Regions from separate parts of the Homo sapiens genome. Here region 1 is linked to region 2. Evidence: read pairs that join two places in POLR2A ChIA-PET (ENCODE). Cell type or tissue: PC-9. All regions are shown on one strand. Links, peaks and the distances in the headings refer to the core of each region. The heading gives the core; the rest is flanking DNA. Region 1 overlaps PTPRM (protein tyrosine phosphatase receptor type M). Region 2 overlaps PTPRM (protein tyrosine phosphatase receptor type M).

Evidence for each region. Peaks named below come from ENCODE experiments on the same cell type or tissue, not always from the same donor. Only the 100,000 strongest peaks of a DNase experiment are listed, where the experiment ranks them.
Region 1: POLR2A ChIA-PET joins it to region 2 with 5 read pairs; 2 of 35 experiments call an interaction of 5 or more read pairs at or near these places.

The regions. Positions count from the first base shown.
Region 1 is chr18:8,328,186-8,330,989 of GRCh38, forward strand. The region is part of intron 22 of PTPRM (protein tyrosine phosphatase receptor type M); the gene reads left to right. Among named protein-coding and RNA genes, the nearest start is that of RAB12, 280 kb to the right of the region's middle. In PC-9, for the core only: no CTCF peak of the experiment used is centred there; a DNase peak (open chromatin) is centred at 1,176; H3K27ac peaks cover 1,915 bases.
Region 2 is chr18:8,051,722-8,054,525 of GRCh38, forward strand. All of the region lies in intron 7 of PTPRM (protein tyrosine phosphatase receptor type M), which reads left to right. Among named protein-coding and RNA genes, the nearest start is that of PTPRM, 490 kb to the left of the region's middle. In PC-9, for the core only: no CTCF peak of the experiment used is centred there; no DNase peak of the experiment used is centred there.

The sequences.
Region 1 (2,804 bases), core at 67-2,566, 280 kb after region 2:
TCAGGCCTCTGAAGCAATAAATAATAGTGCTTTGAATGCTGCACTCACTTTCCTGGGCAAGCCATTCCGGTAGTGGAGGGTTCTCAGAGCGTCAGTGTAACTTCTGCACACTCTGTAAAGCAGCTTTTTTCTCTTGCATTCTGGCCTCCAGATGGAGATGAACACTTGAAATTATTTCTCAGTAGAATTGAAAGAACTTTTTTTTAAATCAAAAGCTCAGCCTTCAGTAAACAACTTTTGTTTTTATTCTTCCAAGAACCAGTGCAGCTTGCACTTCAAGTGCAAATTCTGTGTTAGCTAGCACTGTGCTTCCTGGCAAAGTTGTTCCTGCATTGTCAGTGAGTTGTAGGTTATGTTTTGGATTCATTTGTTATGTCCTATTTGAGACTAATTTAAAAGTATTACCTAGTGAAGTGGAGTATTCTCTGGTTTCCAAATTTAAATAGGGATGCTTTGAGAAAATGTGATTTATATACAGGCGAACAGTGACTCCATAAAAGTCACTGTCGTAAGTATTCCAGCGACCCAGGGCCAAGTTTATACAGACCCTGCCTGCATTTTACCAACCATCTGTGGTTTTACAAGAGAGAATGAACAATTGCAATTAGCAGCTTATCCAGAAACTTCCTTTTAAACAATAATTTCTCTTCACTAGATTAATTTCAAAAGATAGTTGCCAATTAGCCAAATGGTCACTTTCATAGACATTTCTCATCCCTGTGCTCTAAATAAACTTGCTCATTAGCAATGAGAACATTTAAAGGAAGAGTTAAAGTTAAAAGATGAAGTAAAAAATAGAGCATGTCAGGTAACATCCACCTATGTTGTTATAGATGCCATAAGGAAAATGTGGCCCTCTAATAAGAGAACCAAAATTAATACAGAATAATTTGAAAATAAATGATGTCCTGTTGTTAAGCAAGCACTCAGATTTAAGGTGTCTTAAAACAAATGCTTTTTAAACCTTCAAGAGTATTTAGAGGGGTTCCTCATTTGAAGTAGAAAATTTGTAGAATCTTTTAGAGGTGACAGAAACTTTAAGAAGCTCACAGTCCAGTTTCCTTGTTTTGTTATTATAACAGTTGGCACTTAAAGCAGAACTATATTTAAGTGACCTTCATCCACATAAGTTCAAGTGAGTCATATATGCAAAAGTATTTGCAAACTGCATGGACTAACGTTCATATTTTAATAGAGTGTGTGCAAAGTTCAACCTAGGAGAAACGTCATATGTTAAGACAGACCTGTTCCCCCATAGGGCCTTTTATTCAACAGGAAGAAAAACTGTGAGGTTACATCTTTCTCTCAGGTTCAGCCCTTTAAAAGGAGAGAGCTGAAACTAATACCCATGTACTTTCCAAAGTGCTGGCTTCCCCGTGCCTCTGGCAACATGAGTCCTTGCAAAGCAAAGCTACTCCTTTACAGCCTGGTTCATTCAAAATTGAACAAAGGTTTCTGTGCACCTGTCACTTGCCAGGATCAGCACACGATCCGGAATATACCAGTGACTTCAGAATTACCCAGTGTGGAGTATAAATAAATGATACCCAACTCTTACTAATTTGTGATTTTAATGCACCCACAGATTTGGGGACTTCATTTTGATTTTTAATTATTTAGATTTTTTTCAAGAGACATGGTCTCACTCTGTCACCCAGGCAGGAGTGTAGTAGCATGATCATAGCTCGCTGTAGCCTCCAGCTCCTCGGCTCAAGGGATCCTCCTGCCTCAGCCTCCTGAGTAGCTAGAACTACAGGGATAAGCAACCACACCTGGCTAATTTTTTATTTTATTTTTTATAGAGACAGGGTTTTGCTATGTTGCTCAGGCTGGTCTCAAACTCCTGGCCTCAAGCAATCCTCCTACCTCAGCCTCCCAAATTGCTGGGATTACAGGCATGAGGCACTGCACCCAACCTAGGAACTTCTTTAAGCCATTTCTCTTCTCCACCCCTACCCCATTTTACAGAAGAAAAAATAAGACCAAGTGCAGCCCTAGAACCACTTTTCCAGAAATCTGGGCACCAGGTTTCTTTTTCACCCATGGGCACAGTTTAGGACCAGTTTTTCAAGGCAGCAAACAGTTTAGGAAGTTTCTAGCTATAACCAGTGACTTTTTTTCTTGCCTTCTCACTCAAAAGGAAGCTGCTGGAAATTTCCTCATGCAACACCCTTCACTGCCATGGAAAATTTGAGACTGTCTGCACTGAGCTATGTCTAGGGAGCCAATTTATCTGTATTTCATTCATTTATTAGATTTATTCTCTTTTTTCTTAAATAAAAGAGGATTCCACTTGTGTACTGAGAAGAGCTTAATTAAGGAAGATAGAGACTAATGAAAGCTTTTATTTCTCTGGCAGTAGCCCCTGAAGCATATGAATATAGGCTGTTCCCTTCACTTTACTTCCTTGACAGAAGGCAGCCAGATCCTTTGGGTCACCAAACCCCTCCATTCTGAAGGCTGCCGTTCATTTTTTTTTTTTTTTGTCCTTGATTGCCGTCTCTCTGTTCCCCTCTTTACAGCATGCGCAAGTACCCAAGCTCAGTTTCTGAGCGTTCTCTTTGGAGACCGACACTGATGAATGCTCTGTACCTCCGCCAGCAGGATGCTTCTGTGCTGTGGACATCTGTCATGTTCCTTCCTTCCGAGGCCACAGCACTTTCTCCTGCGCCTCTTTTTAGCTCCCCATGCATGCCGCCATTCGGTCTGTCCCAGGGATCAGGGACTGAAGGTCCCTCTGGAAGCAGTGTCTCTATCTCTGCATTGTATAGCATATTGTTGCCACACACTACCTACCCCCATTT
Region 2 (2,804 bases), core at 42-2,541:
TGGCTCAGTAAATATTTGGATTGTTTCCTTGCTTTTCTTTTTTATTCTTTTGACAATAATGCTGGTAAAGACATTTCTGCACATGTCTCCTGGAGCCCAGTGGGAAGAATTTCTCTAGGAATGCATTTTTCAAACCCTTTAGATGCAGCATGAAATGTATTTTCGTTGTTACATGGTTATTACATGATACAATCCATATCTTTTAAAATCCATTTTCATGTTTCTTTTCTATTCTCTTTCATTAAAACAAATGCCACTGTGATATGACCTAGGGATACAGCCTGCACTCTGAAAAAACACTCCTCCAAGACAGAACTTCTCCAACTTCAGTGTGCAGGTGAAGATTCAGCTTCAGGAGGTCAGAAGTAGGGCCTGAGTATCTGCATTCCTAGTAAGCTTCCAGGCGATGCTGCTGTGCTGGTGTGAGAACCAACACTATTTTGAATAGCAGGGCTCTAGGCTCTTTCTCAAATTTCTCTGATGACAAGAATCACCCAGGCTGCTTCTTATGATACAAATTCTGGGGCTTCATCACAGGCCCAACAAATCTAAGTCTCTGGGGATGAGGCCTAGAGAGTTTTATAGGGTCATGTGTTGCATAATGACATTTTGGTCAACCGCAGACCACATATACCACTGTGGTCCCATATGATTATAATACCATGTTTTCACTGTACCGTTTCTATGTTTAGATACAAAAATAGTTACCACTGTGTTTCTGTTGCCTACAACATTCAATACAGAAACATGCTCTTCAGGTTTGTAACCTAGGGGCAGTAGGTGGCACCCTATAGCCTGGGTGTGGAGTAGGCTCTACTGTGTAGGTTTGGGTAAGTGCACTCTATGATGTTCACACAATGAAATCACCTAACAATCCATTTCTCAGAATGTATCTCTGTTTTTGGGAGATGCATGACTGTATTTTTGAAAATCTGCCAGGTTATTCTTCTAAGTGAAGGAATACTATTCTAGGATTTATGCCTAAGAATATAACAGCTGGATTGTATTCTAAGGTTAGCTTTACAAGATGATGCCAACTTGTGTTCCATAGTGGCTGTACCAATCCCACTCTCATTAATGATGTATAACACATTGCATTGATCTACATTCTGCCAACAATCAGTATTACCAGACTTTCTAATTTTTGTGAATCTGATTGGTATAGAATGGAATTTACTTTGACTCTAATGTGCATTTCTCAGATTAGTATTAAGCTTGAGCATATTTTCACGTTTGTGGTCTATAATTTTCCTCTTCTTCAAAAGTCCTGTTCTTTTACCAACTTTTCTTTTGAGTTGTCAGCTTTTTCTTGTGATTGGTGGAAGTTCTGTATATAATCAATATCTCTCGTTTGTTTAGTGGTTGCCAATGTCTTCTATTCTGTGCTTTGCCTTTTACTTTTCTACTAAATACCTCTTTATATCATTTGTCTTTATTGTGTTTGGTTGTTTTCCCTTCTTTACAATAATAAGGTTTTAGCTTAGGTTTTCACTTTCCTTATGATACATTTTGATAAATATGTTCTTAATTTTAGTGTAGCATAAATTATCAAGCTTTTCATTGATAGTTGGTGCTTAAGAACTATTTCTTTGCCCTGTAATCAGAAAAAATAATCCCCTACATTCTTTAATTTAAAAAATTAAATTTGGGTTTTTGTGCTTCTAATTGAGTCAGAATTGATTTTTGTATATGATACAGAGTAGGAATCCACTTCTCCTAGCACCACTTGTGTTTCCCCCAGGAATCAGAAACACCACCTCTATCATATAGAACATCAGGATTTCTGTTGTGCTCCATGTCTGTTCTTTCAGCAACACCACACTGTGTAGTTACTGTAGCTTTTAAATAACTCTTGGCATCTGATAGAACAAATTTTCCTACCTCATTCTTCCTACGGAGTGTTCTGTTTGGGGACCTTTGCACGTCTTTATTTACTTTAGAATCAATTTATCAAGTTCCTTAAAACTCTAATTAGGTTTTAATTGAAATTGTAGTGATTCTATAGATTAGCTTGGGGAGAACTGACACCTTTACCACATTGAGTCTGCCCATTCATAAACATGGTATAACTCCAATTATTTTGGTCCTCACTAATGTCTTTCAATGAGGTTTTGGATTTTTATCTGTTATTGGTGTCTTGTAAGATTTATTCCTGGGCTCCTTATATCATTTGATCTTGTTGTAAATGAAAAAAATTCAGTAATGTTTCAGTTTGATAATATACAAAAAATGCAGAGGAGTTCAAAATTAATCCCCTATTTGGTCACCTTGCTGACATTTGCTATTTTTGTATAACTTGTAGGTCCTGCTTGTTTGCCAAGCCTGTCACATTGTCTGTGTATAATTAAAGTGCTGTTTTTTCTTGTTTCATTCTTACACTTTTCATTTCTTACTGTACTGAATGGAACCTCCAGGAAAATGTTATAGTGAAACAGCTTAGATTTATTTTTTGTAAACAGATTATGGCACGATGTTGATTTTACCTTTAATTCTCTGGGCATTTTAATAGACAATATTTTATTTACATGTATTGTCATTACTAGTATATACTAGTAGTAATATATACTAGTAGTAGTAATATATATATATATATATATATATTACTACTACTAGTGGTAGACTTCTGTGTACCACTTTTCTGTTTGCTTTCTGGTTTTTCCTGTTTTTCTACATTTCCCCTCACCCCTTGCCTTTTTTCTTTTCTTTTGTTTTTTTCCCATAATTGACTGAAATAACTTTTTTTCTTTAGATGAGTTACTTGTTACTGAAGGTATTATCCTATGGCTATCTGTATAGTGATTACC